2 separate regions of the Homo sapiens genome follow, and region 1 is linked to region 2. Evidence: chromatin loops called from intact Hi-C (ENCODE). Cell type or tissue: endothelial cell of umbilical vein. All regions are shown on one strand. Links, peaks and the distances in the headings refer to the core of each region. The heading gives the core; the rest is flanking DNA.

What was found. Peaks named below come from ENCODE experiments on the same cell type or tissue, not always from the same donor. Only the 100,000 strongest peaks of a DNase experiment are listed, where the experiment ranks them.
Region 1: it touches region 2 in a loop (3-fold over the local background); 3 of 110 quality-filtered maps call a loop at or near these places.

Annotation. Positions count from the first base shown.
Region 1 is chr1:162,970,780-162,976,167 of GRCh38, reverse strand. No RefSeq gene overlaps it. Among named protein-coding and RNA genes, the nearest start is that of RGS4, 96 kb to the left of the region's middle. In endothelial cell of umbilical vein, for the core only: no CTCF peak of the experiment used is centred there; a DNase peak (open chromatin) is centred at 2,557; H3K27ac peaks cover 1,460 bases.
Region 2 is chr1:163,172,679-163,178,066 of GRCh38, reverse strand. All of the region lies in intron 1 of RGS5 (regulator of G protein signaling 5), which reads left to right. The region is part of intron 2 of RGS5-AS1 (RGS5 antisense RNA 1); the gene reads right to left. Among named protein-coding and RNA genes, the nearest start is that of RGS5-AS1, 14 kb to the right of the region's middle. RefSeq lists an enhancer at 292-461. In endothelial cell of umbilical vein, for the core only: a CTCF peak has its summit at 3,067 (motif pointing right); DNase peaks (open chromatin) are centred at 3,076 and 4,736; H3K27ac peaks cover 1,157 bases.

The DNA.
Region 1 (5,388 bases), core at 194-5,193, 200 kb after region 2:
AGGACATCAAAAAATATTACCGCGTCTAAAAATAAAGTGATTTCTTAACGTCATGAAATATCCAATTGCTCTCCAAATTTTCACAATTACAAAAGTCCACATGTTGCATTTAATTTTAATGCCTCTTAATTCTCCCTTAATTTTGAGATTGCCTTTTAAGTAAGGCAGTTTAGCTCCCTAGTTTCACTCTAGCCCATCCAAGGTGTTTCCAAAAACCTCACCTTCACACTAACCACATCCATTATAAGCTGCTTCTTAAACGATGAGAGCTCTCACTCTCTAAAAGGAATTCTAAGCATACCTCTTAAAGTAATAACATATTATATCTCTACTAAGTTTATAATCATAAAGAATGTGGGTATTTGCATTCTCATTTTACAGATGGGAAAATTAGTGTAGGTAACACATATAGAGAGGTGATAAATAGCAATGGTTTCCAAGAATGATGACGATTTCAGTGTGAAACAGAGAGTAGCAATGGCAAGAGATACAGCTAAGTAAATGTGGATGGTGAGGGACCCATTCTGCCTTGTTAAAAGGTTTGAACCCACCCTATAGACAATAAATCACTCAGTGAATCACTGAGCAATTTTAATTATGGAAGCAATGTGATCAGATTTATATTTAAGGCAAGAGGATTGGTGGCAATGTAGAAGGCAAACACAAGTCAGAAAGAGTTAGAAGTAAGAAAAGTGAGTAGTCTGAAGAAATTGGACACATAAGAGATGAGGGGGCTGGAATGACTAACTATGCATCTTATTCTGAAATATGTCTCTTAGGTAATTGATTATTGATACCCCACATCCAAATAGTGGGACAGTTAACTGAGATGTCAGAGCCAGCCTTTTCAACACTTCTAGAGAGAAATTTTGCAAAGACACATCTCTTGTACCTCCATGGACTTTTAATACAGATATGTTTATCATAAGATAACCTTCTAAAGAGCTCATGATAGCATATGATCAAACTCCTTATTGTACAGTCAGGAGGAATCAGCCTTGTTGAAGGAAGGGGCTTACCCAAAGTTACAAGTTGGGACAAAATTTTTGCTTCCAATTCACTGCTGTTCTTACTAGAACTGTTTTCTCCAGTCTCATAGAAGTTCTGAGAAACAATTAGGCCCACACTATCATCAACAGGCAAATATGTGTGCCTGACCAGACAGACAGAGAGGTATTTTGAGAGAGGCCAGGAATGAAACTGGTGAAGAGGCCCAGAGTTTCAATCCTGTTCTCACTCAAGATTCATCATCATCATCATCTTTACTATAAGGAAGAGGGCATTTAAAAGCACAAATGAGATTGTTAGTGATAAAAAGGTACTTATACACCAGCCAATTCCATCCTCCATTTTGCTGAGGCTCAAAGAGGTACAGTGACTTATCTTCGGTTATGTATGCAACTATTGCAGAGCTGGATATTGGACTTAGGCCTCCTGAAGCCCAGCACTGTGCCTGCAGGAGCATTCCCAACTCCTGTCTTTCTGCTCAATACATGGGGAAGAGACGAACAATTTAGGCTACTCAAAATGTGGTGGGCATTTGGGCTCTGGGGAGAGCTTCAGCATCTCTTCTCTCTTTTCATGTTCTCCAACTCCTCAAGCAACATACACACATAGCATAAAGATCACTAGCCAGCTATTTTCTGTCTTGAAAAATTTTTATGATAAGAGTTTTCTAATTAGGGAAAGCCACAGTTCATACACAAAACACAAATTACTAGGCTCTTTGTCTTTTTCAGAAGAAGTATTAATCCATAAATAAATATACTCTGTTGCCAAGTCACTACCATGCTGTATCACATGGCCAAAGGATGCCAAAAGGTATGAGCTCTTGGTGAATCCCAGCTATTGACAGCCAGGTGCTGGACCTTAACCAGAGGCATTGCTATAGGTGGTTAAGTATATGGGCTCTGGTCAGTGGTGACAAAGTTCCTGGGTTCAAATCCCAACACCCCCAGTTACTAGTTATGTGACCTTGGACAAGTTGATTAAAATCTCTGTACTTCAACTCCTTTATTTGTAATATGGAAATGATTTTTTAAATTACCTATCTTCTGGGTCTATTGCAAAATTATCTTATTTAATAATAAGATAATCCACTTAAGGCACTATATGTGAGTTTTTGCATGTAGTGAGCACTTGAACCAATAGAGTATATTTCCTTTTGAATGTAAGAAATTCACAGAGACAGCTTCTCTATAGTAAAGGTAAGAATCAAAACTGAGTTTCTATAAATTACTTTGTATTGCTTAGAGAAAGAAGTCATGGCAATAGATTGAATATATTTTAATTTAAAGTAGAAAATTATATAGGAAAAATAGATATATCTTCCAGAGCTCAGTCTCAAAGGCCACATTTTCTTTTGAGTATTTTAACCTCCAAAACATACTTAGTATGTGGTGAAATTGCCTACTTCTGGGTTGAGTAATGTGAGCTATCATTACCATGGTAACAACAAGGCCAATAACTTGAACTCCAGTCATAGTAGCTACAATAAAGGGGACTCAGTTTGGAAATAATTAGAATCCATCCTTTTTGAGACTGAAATTCATTGCCTTTAAGACTCAATCAACATTCCTGGTGGTAGTCTGGAATCAGCTCAAATCAAGATACATCTATCTTTAAAAAGAATATAGGACAAGAAATCCAAAATAGGAAAAAAATCAAATCATCTTATCTTTCTGGTGCATTTACTAGTCTGATGAGTCATAAGAAAATAATAACCCAGAGGTTAGAAACAAAGACATAAGCACAATTCCTTTCATTCCATGGGTAAAATTGAATTATAGTGAGTCCCAAACTTTTTTTTCATAAAAACAAGGCAAATGGACCCATTTTTAAGTTGAAAGTATTGACCCGTTGTGTTTTTGCTTCTATAGTTTTGTAGAATTCAAAATTATAGAATGTTGAAATTATGAGGAATCTTTCAACATGATTTTATAGATTTAACAAAAGTCCAGAGGGATACGTGCGACTATAGTCCTAGTACTTACAAAGGATCCACGTGAGATTAGAACTCAAGTCATAATTTTCTGTCTTGTCTACTATATTAGGTTACCCTTGTGGAGAATCTAACATTTCATGTTATGCTTCAATAAAACTTTTCTATCTAGTAAGGAAGTAGAGATAATTATTAAATCACTTTCCAACTGCCCTACAACACGGGAAAGACAAATAGTGATGAGTGGGTGTTGACAGCATCTCAGAAATGCCTGAAGATGCCTATGATTTGAGAGAGGCTAAAATCCTGTTACTTAACACTCTAAGGCATATTTATATTCTGCAATTATTCTTCTACACCCTCTAACTTCTGCTGAAAAGGGTCCCTTCTCGGTAGCTCATTTTCTCTCATTAACATCCTTCCAAACTTTCTCTCCTCTCCCACCGCATTTTCAAACATCTTGCCAAAGGGAGATGCCAGTTAAGAGAGTCCTGGCTGTTCGAAAGAGGTTGAAGGGCTCACACTCCATTCAGACGTCTCTGCTCCTCAGCTGCAGGAATGTGGGCTCTTTGGGAGGTAAGAGACTCTAAAAGGGACAAAGAGGCCACTGGAGCCTCCATTCGTGATGATGTTTTCTTCCTAGTTCTGCAAACCAAAAGTTCTGTTTTGTTGGTAGATCCAAAGGAGAACTCTCTGGAAGCCTCTGTTCTGCACAAGATTAATTGAATGGAATAAGTACCTGAGCAAGCAAAGAAAGGGTCTTGAACTAACTCTCAGAGACCCGTGCTGCTCCAACTCTGGCCTGGGTTCCAAATGTTTTACTTTTCACAGTAGTATCTAGAACTGATCACAACCTCCCTGATCTCCCCAGTTGCAGTCCTTTGTTTTTTTTGTTCATTGTCTCTATACTTGTAATCCTTCTATCTCCCAGCCAATAACCTAGTTTTCATCAAGCCACGTTTTTCATTGTCTCTCTCTTCTTCTTTGTTCAACTCCTACACTGTTGTTCCTTTGACCAATTTGATAAAATCCAAACTCCTCCACCTTAGGACACATTCTCCTTTCCAACCATGCCTATGGATTTGTTCTTCCTTGCTACTAACTCATTGATGCACACCTCTCTGCTCTTGCCATTCCTGCCAGCAATGTCTTCCTATCAGGCCCACTTCCTGGCCCCACCCTCTCGGTTCAGCTGGGCCCCCTTATCTCCACACCAGCAAGGAGGTGCTGTTCTTCTTCAGCTCCTGGCCCATTCAGTGTGAGGCCAACAGCATGGCAACAGCCCTGACCCCTCTCCATCTGCCACTAAATCACAGCAGCTGACTTTCAGACCTTGGGTGTTGGGCCTGCCCAATCTTCTTGTCATCTCACCTGCTATATCGGTCCTGTCCCTAGAACTGATATTTTGCCTTGGTCCTTGCTCTTAGGTCCTGGCTGAGTTATCTTCCTGACCGGATTGTCCTCCCTGTCATTCTTCTCTCTTCTGAACTTTAGCCAATGTATGGGCCCTACTGTCTGTGGACTGATCTCCAAAACACTGCCCAGCCTGCAGACTCCCACCCACCTTGTGCACTTAAATAAATTTGTTCGAAGCTCATAATAATGGCTTCCATCAATTGTTTATGTATTTAACTTTTGTTATTTTCTAAAGTTTTATTTTGGATTTTGGATTTTTATTTAATTTGGTTGTATTGGTCGTTCATTTATATGCTTTTATTATCTTCTCTTTATGAAGTATTTTATGAACATTATCTTATTTAAACCTCATAATAACCCTAATCAGAATATATTAATATTTGAATTTTTATATGAAGAACTTGATGTTCAGAGAAATTAGGTAACTTGCCCAAGGTCACATAGCTTATGAGTTGCAATGATCTTTTGTCAAACCTGACCTAAATTCTGTCTCTTACGAGAAGGCTTTCCAATTAATACTTAACTCCTTGGCTCATGCTTTCAGTTTGTGGTGCAAATTGATGGACTCACTATTTTGTGTGCTTCAACTGTTTGTATCTCAACACTTAAAGATTCTCAAGGACAAAAATCTTTTCAAAAGTAAAATAATATTGATTCCTCCAAATGACAGAGAATAGATTCATAGAAAATGATGTTGGCTGAATCAGTCTACCTTCACGTACGCTTAGAGTGAATTGGGAGGCATAGTAATATAGTGTTTAGAAGTATGGATTAACCGCTCAGGTGACCTCTTTGATCTATGACTCAAGCTTCATTATTAAATGGGCACAGTAATGGCCAAGCCCTTGCTGCCTCATAGAGACAGAGGATATCCCACCAGAAAAAAAGGCCCACAGCTTCTTACTCATGATGGCTTAGATGAGAACAACACTTTACAGCTCACAGAGTAGCATCACAAACCTCCTCATCACAAACCTTTGCAGTAGGCAGCCATCCCTATCACTATTTTAAAAAGAGGTGATGACGGTTCA
Region 2 (5,388 bases), core at 93-5,092:
CCTCCTAAAGTGCTGGGATCACAGGCATGAGCCACCATGCTCAGGCTTTCTGTTTCTTTCTTTGCCACTCATCAAACACAGTAGTCTTTCACTCCTTCTCTCTGGGAACAAGCTGGCGTATCTCAGTGATTTTGGGGTTTTGGAAAACAAATACCAAAATGGGATACTCTTGTCAATTATCATTTGCTTTTGACGTCACAACACAACTCCCTCAGAGGCAAGAAAGCATGAAATGCCTGGCAACAGTCTTTAAAGAGGAAAAATTACATGTGGAGGAATATATGCATTAACACCCGATACATTAATATGTATTTAAGCTATTATTATTATCTTTAAGAGTTGCTACAGATCACTTGTTTTCTGCGTGTTTGCCGTGGAGAGGGGTGACTGCGTGATCATGGGTGGAGTCCTTGCACCTAGATTAAGGAATTGTATGATTAAATGAAAGTCTGGTGACCTCATGTGGTCCTCCACACTTGGATATATCAGGGATCTGGGAGATAAAGTGTGTTTCTCCCCCAGGTGACTGAAGAAGAGGATGCCCAACAAGTAGGGCCAGGTTTATGAAAGCAAGACCACCCTATGCATAATGAAATCCAACTGTGCCATACTTTTTGGACAAATACTTATTAACAAGCTCATGTAAAATGTTTGTATGACTTATTCTATAATCTCAATAAAGTCCTAGTTCTTTCTGCCCTGACTACACCTTGTATGAAGGGTTTGCTCAGATACAATAATATTCTAAGCTGGGATTCTAATATCTTTTAGTTGATATCAGGCAACAAGAAATCTTAGCATCAATGTCTGGATAGAGGACTTTGTGGGAATCAAGCCACAGGTGCCATCTCTAAGGGTTAAGAGTGAATTACATTTTCAAAACCTTTCTATGGAATGGGTGGGGGTTTCCACAATAGTGTCACAAGTCCAAATAACTTGAATATTATTGTGACTGGAGAGCCCATTATCTAATGAACAAGCCTACGTGTAAACACTCACTTCTAGCACGCGTCCTGCTAGTTGGCAAAGCATCTGATTTCGATCTCTATAGGGATAGCTGAGGCAGCTACAGCAGCCACCTTTGGAGCATGGTCTTTCTAAAGAGTTTGCTGACCACTGTTGAGATGTGAATGCTTGATTAGGTCAAGTAGCTGAATTAACTATGACATACATCATGTCATATTGTAGTGATTACAACCAGCTAAAATTTTTTATTTCATTGTTTTTCATTTCTTGTTTTGTATCTGTCTTGCCCAATTTAAACATAAACTCAATGAGAGGACCTTATCTTTTTTATTTCGTTGAAAATATCAAAACATATTATAGCGTACATCATGTGGTAGGCATTCAGTAAACATACTTTTAATTTGTTGAATAAATAAGTGAACAAAAGGAGAGGCTGCACAGGGTTTTCTTTTTCTTTTTTTCTTTTCTTTTTTTTTTTTGAGACTGAGTTTCACTCTTGTTGCCCAGACTGGAGTGCAATGGCGTGATCTCAGCTCACCACAACCTCCACCTCCTGGGTTCAAGGGATTCTCCTGCCTCAGCCTCTGGAGTAGCTGGGATTGCAGGCATGCACCACCACTCATGGCTAATTTTGTATTTTTAGTAGAGACGGGGTTTCACCATGTTGGTCAGGCTGGTGTCGAACTCCCAACCTCAGGTGATCTGCCCGCCTTGCCCTCCCAAAGTGATGGGATTACAGGCGTGGGCCACTGCACCCGGCCTGCACAGGCTTTTCTCTGTCCACCATGGTCCTAAGAAATTAAGTCAGCTTATTTAAACAAGAACCCTGGGAGACTTCCTAGTCTGTTACTGCAGGTTACTTGTGATGGTCCCTTACTGAAAATGAGCTAACCTGGGGTAGCTGAGGTAACAGCTTGAACATAAAAATGAAAAGAGTTGTTATTAAGACAATCTGCTGAAGGGAAACGTTAGAACATATCAAGAGTTGAAAGGGTATAATAGATAAACGTGCTTTCTGTGAATATATTTGACACAAATGACATTGTCAGTTCCATCTTTTCAGCCATCTTATAGTTTGAAGGGGCTTATTATGTAATTAATCACTAATATGAGTGAAAGCCTAAAACACTGCTAGGGAATGATTCACTTGTGTTTAGAAACAGAGCTTTCATTTCTGAAGTCATATCATAACACATTAATACTACTACTACTATATATTCCTTAGCATTTTCTTCACCTTTTTATCATTTGGAGCACCCGAGGAGTATTTCATATTAACTAACCATAGAGTCATTTTCCATCATGTATCATATATTAATTATATAAATCAAGTAAGAAAATAAATACATGTTTTAACATGATATCACACTATTACTAAACTTCTCTTTCATATGCTGTTAAAGCACAAGCAATGAGTGAATTTTCTGTAGTTCAAACTGAAGTAGGTAAATTCAGAAATAGGGTAGATGGTAGATGCCAAAATGATAGATTCTTTCCACCACAATCACCCGGCACTGCCTTTCTCTGCAGTTAAGAGTCCATCTTGATTTTAGGGGCCATGCTGAGGATCCTGGCAAGTTGAGGATTTCAGCCCCAGAACTGAGCCGACTTTCCACTAGCATATTCTTATACTCCCGCTAAGGGTTTTCAAGATCATCCATTACCCTGTCTCGGAGCCACCTACAAGGAGCAAACTCCACTGATATGAAGTTTTAAATGAGCAGCCAGGAAGAAAGCTGTTCCAGCTTTCAGCAAAATGCATTCTCCCTCTTGATAGGCCCGCGCAGGGACCCTCTGGGCCCTCTTCCCTCTGTCAGTCTCTGCTGGGTTCTACCTCTCAGATTAGTTCTCAGCTGCACGGAACTCAGAGGAGCTCCTCTCTCCTCTGGTCTCTAATCCGGCAAATGTCTTACTCTCGGCTGTGGACATTGACGGCTAGCGAGTGTTTTAGAAGCTTGTGTTTCTCTTTCCTGGGTATCTATTCCAGACATGTTCTTTTTAGTCCGTGGAAAGAAACCTCGTAGTGTTTCTTCAGAAGGAAGCAGCCTGGAACCAATCTGCTCTTTGCTCAGTTCTTTGCTAATGCTCACGCCTTCCCACAGCCAGCAGGGGGCATCTGCGACACGGATTTAAATTGCATTGAATTTAAATTGGATTATCCGATGTTAGGACACCTCTTTTGGAAATGTGTTGTAAAAATCTTGCCTTATGCTTCTCAACTCTCCTCCCTCTCTTCTTCCTTCTCGCTGTTCCTGACATATGTCTGGCGTCTACAGCGAAACCTGTTTGTGATTGCCGAAAGCCTTTCAACCACAGGAATAGCCTATGCCCCAGGGCTACTTCTGTTTCTTTTAAATCCTGAAAAATTATGGTCTTATAATTGATTCTTTTCAGATTGCTAGTGATTGCAATTATCCTCCCTGCCTCTTCTCATCAGCATATGTCCTATATAATATGAGGAACTAAATGCCCCACTTGACCATTCTCAATCTCTTTCAAGGACAGAAATTGAATTCACTTACTTTATAGTGCTTATAGTCATTTAATGGTGTTACCTCTGTCCAGTTAGCAAATTAGAGACATCTTAGTCCTCCGTGACTCATTCTAAGCTGCACTCCAATATTTCACCTACTCCACCCCAAAATGCAGCTTTACTATAACCTAGCAATTCAGTTCATTCATTCATTTGCTCATTCATCAATTTACATGGCAAATCTTTATTGAATGCTATTAAATGCCAGGCCCTGTGCTAAGTGCTGAAGCTGTAATTGTGAACTAAACAAATGTTCACTCTGCTCTTGGGGACCTGACACTTTAATGGGAGAGATAGACAATATTCGCATATACATATACATATGGAGATATAAATGCCAATTGAAAAATGCCATGAATGGAAAATTCAGAGGGCTCTGAGGATATATTAGGAGCAGTTTTTAGGTATATAATATCTCCCATTGCACATTGGGAAGTTAGGGCTCCTTGAGGTTACAGTCTATGTTTGTTTGTTTGTTTATTTATTTATTTAGAGATGGAGTCTTGCTCTGTTGTCCAGGCTGGAGTGCAGCGGCATGATCTTGGCTTACTGCAACCTCCACCTCCTGGGTTCAAGCAATTCTCTGCCTCAGCCTCCCGAGTAGTTGGGATTACAGGTGCCTGCCACCACGCTTGGCTAATTTTTTTTGTATTTTCAGTAGAGATGGGGTTTCACCATCTTGGCCAGGCTGGTCTTGAATGCGTGACCTCATGATCCACCCACCTCGGCCTCCTAAAGTGCTGGGATTACAGGCATGAGCCACTGTGCCAGGCCTACGTTCTTTTGTTTTTATACTCCACCTACCTTCATCAGTGATTGGAAAAATATCTGCTATACAGTTTACATATATGTGTTTTATATTCAATTGTTCCAAGTGTCTCTGAAGCGAGAAACAACTCTGTAACCCTTGAAACACCTAGTATAAGATTTTATATATAATTGGTTCTTCACACATTCTGGTGGAATATAATTGTATTTCTCAAAATTTAACCATGTTTCTGTTTTTAGTGATTGCTTGTGCTGGTTTTCCACACTTATGCATCTTAAGGTGATAACCCATTAAATTCACGCACTAGCAGGAAGGACTGAGGTGGTCCGTGGCCTTTTGAGTTTTGACTTCCCAGCCAGCCAGCATACCCACACAGGGAGCAGATTTAAAACTGCAAAGCCCCAGAATTATTCAAACCGTTTTCAGTTTGGAATCACTAATGTGAGTCATCTAGACAAAGAATTATCTTCCTCTGAGCCTTTAATTAAACTTTAACTCAAGCATTTTCAATTGATTTTATTTCAAAACAAGTTTTTCTTTGTAAAACAAAAGAATAACAAGAGGAGGAAGAGAGATGACAGGAGATAAAAATAGTTTCTTGTTAATGAGCATTAATGTAATGTGGCCAGGAAAAAATGTCTAGTGTGCAGTCAAATAGAGCCCGAGACCAAGCAGGAAATTGTAAACAAATTAGAAAATTATCTTCTCTGGATGGTGTTGTTTTTGATGCCAAATTAATGTCAGATACATTCAAGTTTATCTATAAAGGGAAAATAGTTTGGTAAGCTGGAGCTATTGTTTTGTTTGAATTTTTCATTTGGTTTGTTTTATTTTCATATGTCTGTGAGGCTATGGTAGGGAGGAAAGGGAAACGGGGGATGAAATAATATTCCAGGGATTCTTGAGGAGTAAAACAAATCTAACATTATTTAGTCTTGTGAAAAGAGTGCAATGTTTAAAGTGATTTGAACTTCAGCATTTCTCAGCTCCTCGGCCTTTAAACTTTACTGTTGTATGAGCAGAAATGCAATAACATTAGTCATTCCCTGAACAATGAACTCCTAATTAAATTTAATAGACTTCACAACTTAAATACTCTTAACTTTATAATGCTCTATAC